Regions from separate parts of the Homo sapiens genome. Here region 1 is linked to region 2. The links are chromatin contacts, found by Hi-C or POLR2A ChIA-PET in ENCODE. All regions are on one chromosome and are shown on one strand. The core of a region is the stretch at or near the end of the contact, and the rest is flanking DNA. Distances in the headings are between cores, read along the strand shown. Region 1 overlaps CDC42EP4 (CDC42 effector protein 4). Region 2 overlaps SLC39A11 (solute carrier family 39 member 11).

The links. Hi-C counts contacts between places; a loop is a spot of excess contacts on that map. ChIA-PET counts read pairs that join two places held with the same protein, here RNA polymerase II (POLR2A). Pooled maps may share reads with other maps.
Region 1: a map of Panc1 shows a loop between it and region 2 (7-fold over the local background). The contact joins two enhancer-like sites. A Hi-C loop is called at or near these places in 1 of 168 maps with a recorded cell type or tissue (Panc1) and 2 of 50 pooled maps. POLR2A ChIA-PET finds 5 or more read pairs at or near these places in 1 of 52 experiments (PC-3).

The regions. Positions count from the first base shown.
Region 1 is chr17:73,285,235-73,290,960 of GRCh38, reverse strand. CDC42EP4 (CDC42 effector protein 4) reads left to right here. Exons shown (of 2, transcript NM_012121.5): 2 at 4,349-5,726. The coding sequence starts at 4,461. The coding sequence ends at 5,531. Among named protein-coding and RNA genes, the nearest start is that of CDC42EP4, 24 kb to the left of the region's middle. RefSeq lists enhancers at 1-35, 3,992-4,546, 4,547-5,102, 5,658-5,726. Within about 2 kb of position 2,305, at least 21 of the 41 ENCODE cell types and tissues checked have a DNase peak (open chromatin) inside an H3K27ac peak, as active enhancers do.
Region 2 is chr17:72,973,711-72,979,352 of GRCh38, reverse strand. The region is part of intron 4 of SLC39A11 (solute carrier family 39 member 11); the gene reads left to right. Among named protein-coding and RNA genes, the nearest start is that of SLC39A11, 120 kb to the left of the region's middle. RefSeq lists an enhancer at 949-1,449. Within about 2 kb of position 2,297, at least 22 of the 41 ENCODE cell types and tissues checked have a DNase peak (open chromatin) inside an H3K27ac peak, as active enhancers do.

The DNA of each region.
Region 1 (5,726 bases), core at 1,056-3,555, 310 kb before region 2:
ATCATGGCCAGGATATTTGGTCCCTTTGGGCAGCCACAGTGACCTGCAGCTTCTCTGGTGAGTCCTGGGGAGCCGGGTCTGTGGTTTCCCTTTCTTTCCTCTCTAATGAGCGTATAAGATCGGGAAACCACAGGACCTGACATCACTCACAGGGTCTGGGGGTTCCTGCCTTGGCGTTGAAACCCTTAACGCAGCTCTGGGGGCTCGTGCCGCCATGTTCTCACCCGGTTCTGACCATCCACACCCGCCTCCCTGCTTCTCTGTCTTTGTTGTTTACCTGGTGAGCATACCTGCTCTATCTTCACCTGTGTGTTCTCACTCAAGGCTGCTGTTTCTCAACTGGGGCAGTTTTGCCTCCTGGGGGACATTGGGCAATATCTTGAGACAGTTTTGCTTGTTGTGACTGGGGGGTGGATGCTACTGGCATCTAATGGGTAGAGACCAGGGATGCTGCTGAATATCCTACAGTGCACAGGGCAGGTCCACCTCCCGATGAGAAATTATCTGGCCCAAATAGCAACAGTGTGGAACCTGCTCTAGGATTACACAAGAACCTTCTTGAAGCAGCTGTTGGGTACCCCCTTCTCTGTACCCTGCCGGCCAGCAGTGGGGAGGAGCACTCAGTGGTCGGTGGTCACTGACCAGCAATGCCGCCGCCAGAGCTGGAGAAGGGCCTGGAGTGGAGCGGAGAGAGCTCTGGACTCAAAGACCCAGTTTCTAGCCCAGCTCTGTTGCTTTGGGCTAAAAACCTGGATAAATCACTTTCCTTCAATAAACTTGTTTCCTCATCCATAAAGTGAAAGTGCTGCACTGAATATCCCCTCCAGTTCTTTGAGATTCCTGGATGCTGTGCGTAGAGCCAGGAGTCGGGGTGCAGGCAGGTGGAAGATGGGGTCCCCTCCGTTCCTGACTGGTGTCCCTGCTGGTGGCAGTAGAAGCCTGAAGGATTTGCCAGGAACGAGAGTTCGTTTGAAGCTTGGCCTTTTTCCCTTCTATGCCCAACGTGACTGAGGCAGAGTCTACCTTCTCTTTTTCTTTTTCTTTTCTTCTGCTGCTTCTTTTTCTCTTTCTTTCCTTCCTTGCTTTTCTTTTCCTTTCTTCCTTTCTTCTCTTCCTTTCCTTTCCTTCTTTCCTTTCTTTTTCTTTCTCTCTTTCTTTTTTTCTTTCCTTATTTCCTTTCCTTCCTTCCTTTCCTTCCCCTCCCTTCCTCCCTCCCTTCCTCCCTCCCTCCCTTCCTCCCTTCCTGTTTTCTTCAGAGTTTTGCCTAGGAGCCCATGGCTGGCCAAGAGGGTCATATATGATATTCAGGAGTCAGCAAACTACAGTCCATGGGCCAAACCCAGCCTGCGTTTGCTTTTGTAAATAAAGATGTGGCTTTTTGGTGGTTTTTTTTCTTTTACTGGTTTATTACAAAAGATACGACTCAGGAACAGCCAAACGGAAGAGCTGCATGAGGATGCGTGGGGTCAAGTGTTGGGGTGGGGGGCAGGGCACGCACCACCTTCCTGGCACCTCGATCTGCTCACCAACCCAGAAGTTGTCTGTAAATAAAATGTTATTGGAACATAGCCATGCCTACTTGTTTACATGTTGCTATGGCTCCTTTCTTTCTTTTTTTGATTTTGTGTAGAGATGGGGTCTCACCGTGTTGCCCAGGCTGGTCTGGAACTCCTGGGCTCAACTGATCCTCCTGCCGTAGCCTCCCAGAGTGCTGGGATTACAGTTGTGACCCACTGTGCCCGGCCAACGGCTAGTTTTATACTAAGAAGACAGTTGAGTAGCTGTGACAAAAACCCTATCAGCCACAAGGCCGAGAATATTTACTCTCTGGCCCTTTGCAAAAAGTGTTTGCTGACCTTTGGTCTAGCGGTTCAATGTCTAATTGTTTAGAGGTTGAGGTGGGGCAGGAGGGTGGGGCCCAGAGATAATCCAAGTTAGAGTTAGGGGAAGGTCACTTTCCTAAGGGTAGGGAGGAGAGAGAGCTGACCTATGACCCAGAGTAGAGTATCATCTCAAGGCATCCCTCACGTCCTCGCCCACGTCACTGTGTGGCAAGTCTGCCAGGTGCCTGGCTCCCCCTCCCTGCCCGAGAGAACTTTGTGTTTGCTGGAATGATAAGCGGTATGGCGTGGGCACTGGGAGGGGGGACATTGCTGGTGGGGGAAGCCATGAGGCTGGGCAGCAGAGGCTTGAGAGAACAGGGAAGCGGATGGGGGTGAGGATGCAGAGAGGTCAGGCTGGGAGCCCTGGAGCCAGGCTGTGGGCAGAAGGGGAGGAGAGGAGGGAGGTGCTGGACTTCCAGTGGGTGCTTGGAGGCGGTTGGAGGCGGACCATGTGTCACACCCTGCTGGACCAGACTCGGTGGTAAACAGACCTGTTAAAACCCTCTGGATGGACCAGGCGCGGTGGCTCACGCTGATCCCACGTCCTGATCCCAGCACTGGGAGGCCGAGGTGGGTGGATCACCTGAGGTCAGGAGTTCGAGACCAGCCTGACCAACATGGTGAAACTCCATCTCTATCTCTACTAAAATTACAAAAAAAAAAAAAAAATAGCTGGACGTGGTGGTGTGCACCTGTAAATCTCAGCTACTCAGGAGACTGAGGCAAGAGAATCGCTAGAACCCGGGAGGCAGAAGTTGCAGTGAGCCAAGATCATGCCATTACACTCCGGCCTGGGGGACAGGGCGAGAATCTGCCTCAAAACCCTAGAAGTTTGTACTGCAGTGGGAAGATGAGAGTCCAGCCAGCAGGGACAGAATAATGTAGCCAGTATCTGCTGGAAGAGGGGACATCTCCCAAAGTGCCGTGGGGGGCAGGTGGTGGCTAAAGGTTTCCTGGGAGTAGTGATGTGTCCCAGCTGAGCCCTGAAGGATGCTGGGTGTGGCAGGGGTTGCATTGGGGAACTGTTTGTATCCACTGCAGCTCAGGGGATAGATCAGGGTACAAAAGTAGGGGACACTGAGGAGCGAGGTGGGGACTAGTCATTGGATCAAGGGGTCTGCACTGGGTAGGGCGTCATGTGGATGGGTTTTGTTTTAGCCAAGAGGTGAAGGATGGACAGGAGGGAGACCAACAGGGAGACCTGTCAGGCTGATGTCAGGGGCCAGGTGGGGTGTGGTGGGCTTGTGTGACGCAGCGGCAGGCATGCGGAGGAAGCACCCAGCATCTGAGTTTTGCAGTGGGAAGAGTGGGTCTGGACTGGGGGTGCCTCTCAGAACTGTGCTGCTGGCTGGACTGGGAGGCAGGCAGGTACCTGGTGTCCAAGCATCACCTCTCACCCACCATACTTTGTTAAATCCCTGCACCCATCTCTCCCCAACCTGCCCAGCTCTGCTGGGCTTAGTATTTGGGGCAAGCCCCTCTAGGGAAGAGAGGGGCTGGTTTGGCCCCAATGCTGAACTTCAACTTGGCCCTTGTCAGGAGCTGTGAGAGTGGTGCCTCCAGGCTCCTGGGCTCTACCTCTGCTGTTTTTTGGATTTCTGGTGAATCACCTAGGAATCAGTCTGCAGATCCTGGGGGGACGAAGTCATTTAGGGTCCAGTCCCTGCCTCCCACTCCCCTAATGATGAAAGAAACTGGAAGTTGCCCAATCTTGATCTCCCCGAGACACCAGAAGGTGGACCCTCAGCAAAGAGCCTGGGGCTCCACAGTGGAGACGTCACAGGCGGGATCCTCATTTATGGGATACCAAGCGAAGGCTGAAAGGCTGGGGAGCTGGTTCTGTGGGTCCCAGCAGCCCCACCCCAGTTCTGATTCAGAAAGAGGACTGTGCCGCCCACGCAGGGGGAGGAGCTGGTCAGCCTCTGTCTCCCTGAGCCCGTCCTGTCCTTTCCCTTCTCTCTCTGAGGACCAGGACTCAGGGTGGGGTGTCCACTAACTCCACAGGGATCGAGGTTAGACAGCAGGAAGAACTTACAGCACATCTCCAGGCTGACTGTTCATAGGAGCCAACTCATAGACTCCATCTCTTCCCTGGCTTGCTGCCTGGAATTGCTGGATTTACCTTCGCGTCCTTAAATGTGGTCATGTTTACTCTGGCAGCATCCTGGCTTGCAGGGGCAGGGGAGGCATTGTCTTCTGCAAGAAAGGTTCTGTCTCTCTCAAGTTTCAGGGAAAGTGTGTCCGAGGCTACTGGAACTCTAACCAGATTTGCAAAATCACTCCTCTACTCTGAATGCCTGCGGATGAAGAAACAGGCAGGGTTATACCATGGATTGCTGGCTTATTTCACAGCATTTAACTTTGGTAGGAGCGCTGGGGTTTAAATGACAGTCCCCTGGCAAAGAGGCTTTTGTGCCGTGTGGCCAGCCCGCGTTAATCCTTTGCCTCTCATTCTCTGCTTGCAGCCTTATGATCTCCTCATTGCGTCCCCCTCTGCCCACTGGACTTGGACTTCAGATCTGACCCCAGACCTGCCGGCTACCTCGGGAGGGCCCACCTCCCCGCCCATCCAGCAAGATGCCAATCCTCAAGCAACTGGTGTCCAGCTCGGTGCACTCCAAGCGCCGTTCCCGAGCGGACCTCACGGCCGAGATGATCAGCGCCCCGCTGGGCGACTTCCGCCACACCATGCACGTTGGCCGGGCCGGAGACGCCTTTGGGGACACCTCCTTCCTCAATAGCAAGGCTGGCGAGCCCGACGGCGAGTCCTTGGACGAACAGCCCTCTTCTTCATCTTCCAAACGCAGTCTCCTGTCCAGGAAGTTCCGGGGCAGCAAGCGGTCACAGTCGGTGACCAGGGGGGAGCGGGAGCAGCGTGACATGCTGGGCTCCCTGCGGGACTCGGCCCTGTTTGTCAAGAATGCCATGTCCCTGCCCCAGCTCAATGAGAAGGAGGCCGCGGAGAAGGGCACCAGTAAGCTGCCCAAGAGCCTGTCATCCAGCCCCGTGAAGAAGGCCAATGACGGGGAGGGCGGCGATGAGGAGGCGGGCACGGAGGAGGCAGTGCCCCGTCGGAATGGGGCCGCGGGTCCACATTCCCCTGACCCCCTCCTCGATGAGCAGGCCTTTGGGGATCTGACAGATCTGCCTGTCGTGCCCAAGGCCACGTACGGGCTGAAGCATGCGGAGTCCATCATGTCCTTCCACATCGACCTGGGGCCCTCCATGCTGGGTGACGTCCTCAGCATCATGGACAAGGAGGAGTGGGACCCCGAGGAGGGGGAGGGTGGTTACCATGGCGATGAGGGCGCCGCTGGCACCATCACCCAGGCTCCCCCGTACGCCGTGGCGGCCCCTCCCCTGGCAAGGCAGGAAGGCAAGGCTGGCCCAGACTTGCCCTCCCTCCCCTCCCATGCTCTGGAGGATGAGGGGTGGGCAGCAGCGGCCCCCAGCCCCGGCTCAGCCCGCAGCATGGGCAGCCACACCACACGGGACAGCAGCTCCCTCTCCAGCTGCACCTCAGGCATCCTGGAGGAGCGCAGCCCTGCCTTCCGGGGGCCGGACAGGGCCCGGGCTGCTGTCTCAAGACAGCCAGACAAGGAGTTCTCCTTCATGGATGAGGAGGAGGAGGATGAAATCCGTGTGTGAGGCGGACAGTGGGTGGCCACCGGGAGCTCTTGGCTGCATCTTCTCCCTGCCCCCACCCCACTATGACCTTTGACCCTACGGCGCAGGGGCAGCCAGGACCCTTGATTCAGACCATGGACCCTGGACCTTGTAGATGAGGGACACTGGCCTGGCCCTCGGGTCTTCGGAGGACGTAGGGGGCTGGCATGGGTGCCG
Region 2 (5,642 bases), core at 1,048-3,547:
TTTCAGACCATTATAAAGAACTGCCCAAGACTGGGTAATTTATAAAGGAAGGAGGTTTAATTGACTCACAGTTCTGCGTGGCTGGGGAGCCCTCAGGAAAGTTACAATAATGGCGGAAGGTGAAGGGGAAAAAGTAGCTTCTTCACAAGGCGGCAGGAAGGAGAAGTGGCAAGCGAAGGGGGAGGAGCCCCTTATAAAACCATCAGATCTCGTGAGAACTCACTCACTATCACGAGAACAGCATGGGGGAAACTGCCCCCATGATTCAGTTGCCTCCGCGTGGTCTCTCCCTTGACACGTGGTGATTATGGGGTTTACAATTCAAGATGAGATTTGGGTGGAGACACAAAACCTAACCATGTCAGCCCCAGAGCAAGGGCCTTCTTTTTTATCTTTGTAAAATTATGTTTCTGGCTAGTCAGTCACCTCATTGAAAGCAAGACCCAGACCTCATCCTTCTTTGTATCCCAGGGCTGAAGGCAGGGCCTTACCAGAGTTGGCGTGCCCTAAGTGTTCAATGATAACAGAGATGATTTGTTGTTTCCTTTCGTTCTCATGAACAAGTGCTGTTGGCACCTTTCCAAAAAGGTCTTGTGGACCCATCCTGTCCACTCCTTTCCACCCCAGCCTAAGGCATTACTGTCTCTGTCCCAGAACCTGGCCTCCTGACTGGTCCCCCTTACTCCCTCACCTCCACTTCCATGCTCCCCACAGTCTCCCCACCCCCTTCTTAGAAGCTCCCCAAGCCCTGTCCCACCTCCCGGCCTTTGCATCTGCTATTCCTTTTCTCTGAAACAGAGTTCCCGAAGCTCTGTGCGTGGCTGCCTCAGTGCAAATGTCTCCTCCCAAGCTCCTCCCTGACCCCCCACAATGTGCGTGGCTTTCTCTGTTTATTTCCTTCCTAGAACTTGTCAGCAACCTTCCTTATCCAGTTTGTTCGTTTGTATATTTTTTACTTCTTTATCATCGGTTTCCCCACCACAATGTAGGCTCCTTGAGGACAGGGACTTTGTTAGGCTTGTTCTTGGCCGTGTCGCCAACACCAGCACAGTGACTCACAGGGAACAATGCTCGGTAAATATCTGATGAAGGGAGGGAGGGAGCAAGGGAGGAAAGAAGGGAAAGAGGAAGGAAGGAAGGAAGAGGAAGAGGAAGGCAGGGAACGCCTAAGGGCAGGGAAGAGGGCTGTGGTTTGGGGTTTACAAATGGGGCCCAGACGACAGCCCAGATTCTCACTAGAACCTCCCCGTACTTCCCCTGCGTTCGCAGGCTGGAGGACGGCCTGGAAGATTCTCAACGACCACCCTGGCTAGGAATCCAATGATAGAGAAGCTTGCTCGGAGACTGACATTTTGCTGGTTTTTCTCTGGTGACCCGGTGACTCACTGCTGGTTGCTATTCCTGTGGCTTTGTGGGTGGGAGAGGCTCCTGGGAACAGGTGCCGATGCAGTCGGTCTCCTGGGCACCTTCGCTCTCCCAGGCAGCTGGTGGCTGGCCGTGCTCTCCAGGCCACCTCGGTACTTTACTGCTTTATTGAATAGGAAGCATTCATTCACTTTGGGAGCCGTTACCCTTTGGATAATATCACTACCGTTTCCCCAAACTCATTGTTGCTGTGTGGGGGTGTTTCTGTTCCAGCCCTTTGTTTGTGTGTTTTATGGAAGGTGCTAGCACTTCATGGTTCTTTCCCACATGTCCCTAGTCCCTCTCTCTGCTCTTTGCTCTTTCACTTTCTCTGATGCTTTTTCAGGTGGTTCATCTAAACTTGTCCCTGGTGTATCTCACCAGGGGTGGGGGTGTTCTCCCCTTGCCTCTGATATCCAAGACAGGTTTTATCTGCATGAACTAGGGCCTGGGGACACGCTCCTTTTCCTGCCCTGGTATTTTAGTTTTCTCTTGCTGTGTACAAATGATTATAAGTCTAACAGCTTTAAACAGCACCCTTTGTTAGCTCAAAACTCCATAGGTCAGAGGGTTGGGAGCACGTGGGTGGGTCAGCCGGTCGTGTTCTCATCTGGATTTCGGAGTCCCTTCCAAGCTCCTGTCTGCTGGCAGGATACAGCAGGGCTGCGGGAGTGAGGCCCCATGTCCTTTCTGGCTATTAGCCAGGGCCTCTCTCCACTCCTTGGGGCCGTCCACATTCCTTCCCATGTGGCTCCCTGCTTCTTCAGCCAGTCATGGCTCAGGCACTTTCTCACTTTCGAATCTCTCTGACTTCCCTTTCTGCCTTCACTGGACACAGCTTTCTGCTTTTCAGGGCTCCTGGGACTAGGTCAGGCCCAACCGGGTAATCTTATCCTAACGCAAGCTGTGACTCACAACACACCACAGCATGGTACTGATGGCGTGTCATAGTCATAGGTCCTGGGGATAAGGGCAAAACATCTTTGGGGGCACCATGTTAGAAATTCCCACCACTCCTGTCCCTTTGTAACATTGGTTACAATATATAATCCTGAGACCTAACAGAGACATTTCTTTTTTTCTTTTTTCTTTTTTTTTTTGAGACGGAGTCTTGCTCTGTTGCCAGGCTGGAGTGCAATGGCACGATCTCAGCTCACTCCAACCTCTGCCTCCCGGGTTCAAGTGATTCTCCTGCCTCAGCCTCCCGAGGAGCTGGGATTATAGGCACGTGCCACCATGCCAGGCTAATTTTTGTATTTTTAGTAGAGATTGGGGTTTCACCATGTTGGCCTGGATGGTCTCGATCTCCTGACCTCGTGATCCGCCTGCCTTGGCCTCCCAAAGTGTTGGGATTACAGGCGTGAGCCACCGCGCCCGGCCAACAGAGACATTTCTGTGCCTTTCTGCAAATGAGGATTTTCCCCCTCGGTGTCATTTTCCCAGCAGTGGTTGTTGCCCATTGATGATTCATACTTTCTCTAACATTTCAGTTATCACTCTTTTTCTTTTTAAGTGGAAAATTGGAATGGAGGGTGAGTGTGAGACCTAGGGACTGAGTTGTTGTTTGCCATGTCTTTATCCTTTTGTTCATTTATTAAAGAGGTGTGATCTTAAAGTGGTAGTTCTCAAAGTGTGTTTGGGGGACTGCCTAGAGTTTCCTCAAGATCCTTTCAAGGGAGCTGAGAGGTTAAAATAATAATAATAATTTAAAAATTCAAATATTAATTTTCATAAGAATGCTAAGACATTATTTGCCTTTTTTTTTTTTTTTTTTTTTTTGAGATGGAGTCGCGCTCTGTCGCTCAGGCTGGAGTGCAGTGGCATGATCTCGGCTCACTGCAACCTCCTCCTCCCAGGTTCAAGTGATTCTCCTGCCTCAGCCTCCCGAGTAGCTGGGACTACAGGTGCCCGCCACCACGCCCGGCTAATTTTTTGTATTTTTAGTAGAGACGGGGTTTCACCATTTCAGCCAGGATAGTCTCAATCTCCTGACCTCGTGATCCACCCGCCTCAGCCTCCCAAAGTGCTGGAATTACAGGTGTGAGCCACCACGCCTGGCCTATCTGCCATTTTCATTCTTGTTTTCTCAAAGCCTCAGTCCTTCTTGATACCTGCTCTATACACCATACCTGCTGTAGCCTTACTACCAGGACTTTTACCTAAGAAATAATACTGGCTAAGAAATAATGGTCTATTGTACTTCAGTCATTGTTCGCTTTCTATCTTTGTTACAGCAGCTGAACTGATACCCTACTGTCTTAGTCCATTTGGGCTGCTATAACAAAATAGTATAAAGTGGGTAGCTTATAGACAACAGACATTTATTTCTCACAGGTCTGGAGGCTGGGAAGTCCAAGGTCAAGGCAGCAGCAGATTTGTGTCTGTGAAAAGCTCACTTTCTGGTTCATAGAGGGCACCTTCTCACTGTGTCCTTACATGGCGGAAGGGGTGAGGCAGCTCTCTAAGACCTCTTTATTTTTAAAATTTATTTAATTTATTTTATTTTTTGAGATGAAGTTTTCACTTTTGTTGCCCAGGCTGGAGTGCAATGGCACAATCTCGGCTCACTGCAACCTCTGCCTCCAGGGTTCAAGTGATTCTTCTGGCTCAGCCTCCAAAGTGGCTGGGATTATAGGCATGCACCACCACACCTGGCTAATTTTTTTGTATTTAGTAGGGACAGGGTTTCACCATGTTGGTCAGGCTGGTCTCAAACTCCTGACCTTAGGTGATCCATGTGCCTTGGCCTCCCAAATTGTGAGGATTCCAGGTGTGAGCCACCGCCTGGTCTAGGACCTCTTTATAAGGGCACTAACCCTGGACCTAATCATCTCCCAAAGGCCCTACCTTCTAATAAAGTCATGCATTACTCAACGGTGGGGATACATGCTGAGAAATGTCTCATTGTTCAAACATCATAGAGTGTACTTACCCAAACAAAGATGGGATAGCCTACTGCACACATAGGCTGTAGGGTGTAGCCTATTGCTCCGAGGCTACAAACCTGTATAGTATGTTACTGTGTTGAATGCTGTGGACAACTGTAACACAATGACAAGTATTTGTGTATCTGAACATAGAAGAGGTGCAGTAAAAACATGGTATAAAAGATAAGAGGTAGTACACCTGTCTAGGGCACTCATCATGAATGGAGCTTGCAGGGCTGGAAGTTGCTCTGGGTGAGTCAGTGAGTCAGTGAGTGAGTGGTGAGTGAATGTGAAGGCCTAGGACATTACTATACACTACCGTAGACTTTGTAAACACTGTATACTTAAGCTACACTAAAGCAATCAAAATATTTTTCTACAATAATACATTGGCCTTAACTTACTGTAACATTTTTACCTTATCAGCTTGTAAAAACGTTTTGACTCTTTTGTAATAACACTTAGCTTAAAACACACTGTAAAGCTGTAGCTGTACAAAGGTATTTTCTTGTTTGATATCTTTGTTCTGTAAGCTTTTTTCTATTAAAAAATTTAAATTCCTTTTTACTTAATTTTTTTTTTTTTTTTTTGGTACAAAATGAAGATACAAATGCAAACATTAGGCCGGGTGTGGTGGCTCACACCTGTAATCCCAGCACTTTGGGAGGCCAAGGTGGGTGGATCACCTGAGGTCAAGACTTAGAGACCAGCCTGGCCAACGTGGCAAAACCTTGTCTCTACTAAAATTACAAAAATTAGCCAAGTGTGGTGGCGGGCGCCTGTAATCCCAGGTACTCAGGAGGCTGAGGCATGAGAATCAGTTGAACCTGGGAGGTAGAGGTTGCGGTGAGCCAGATCGCGCCACTGCACTCCAGCCTGGGTGACAGAGTGAGACTCCATCTCAAGAAAATAAAAAATAAAATAAGCACGAATGTTAGCCTAGGCCTACAAAGGGTCAGGATCATCCAGATGTCACTAGGCAATAGGAATCTTTCACTCTGTTATGATCCTGTGGAATCACTGTCTTATATGTCACCCACTGTTGACTTTCATGTCATCATGCACACAAGACTGGACTGTCACCTCGGAGCTTAGGAATCCACTGTATTAATTTTGGGAGGACACAAACTTTCAGACCATGGTACCTACTGAATCACTTACTGGCCAGGTGCGGTGGTTCATGCCTTAATCTCAGCACTTTGGGAGTCCGAGGTACGTGGATCGCTTGAGCCCAGGAGTTCAAGACCAGCTTAGGCAACATGGTGAAACTCCATCTCTACAAAAAATTTTAAAAAATTAGCTGGGCATGGT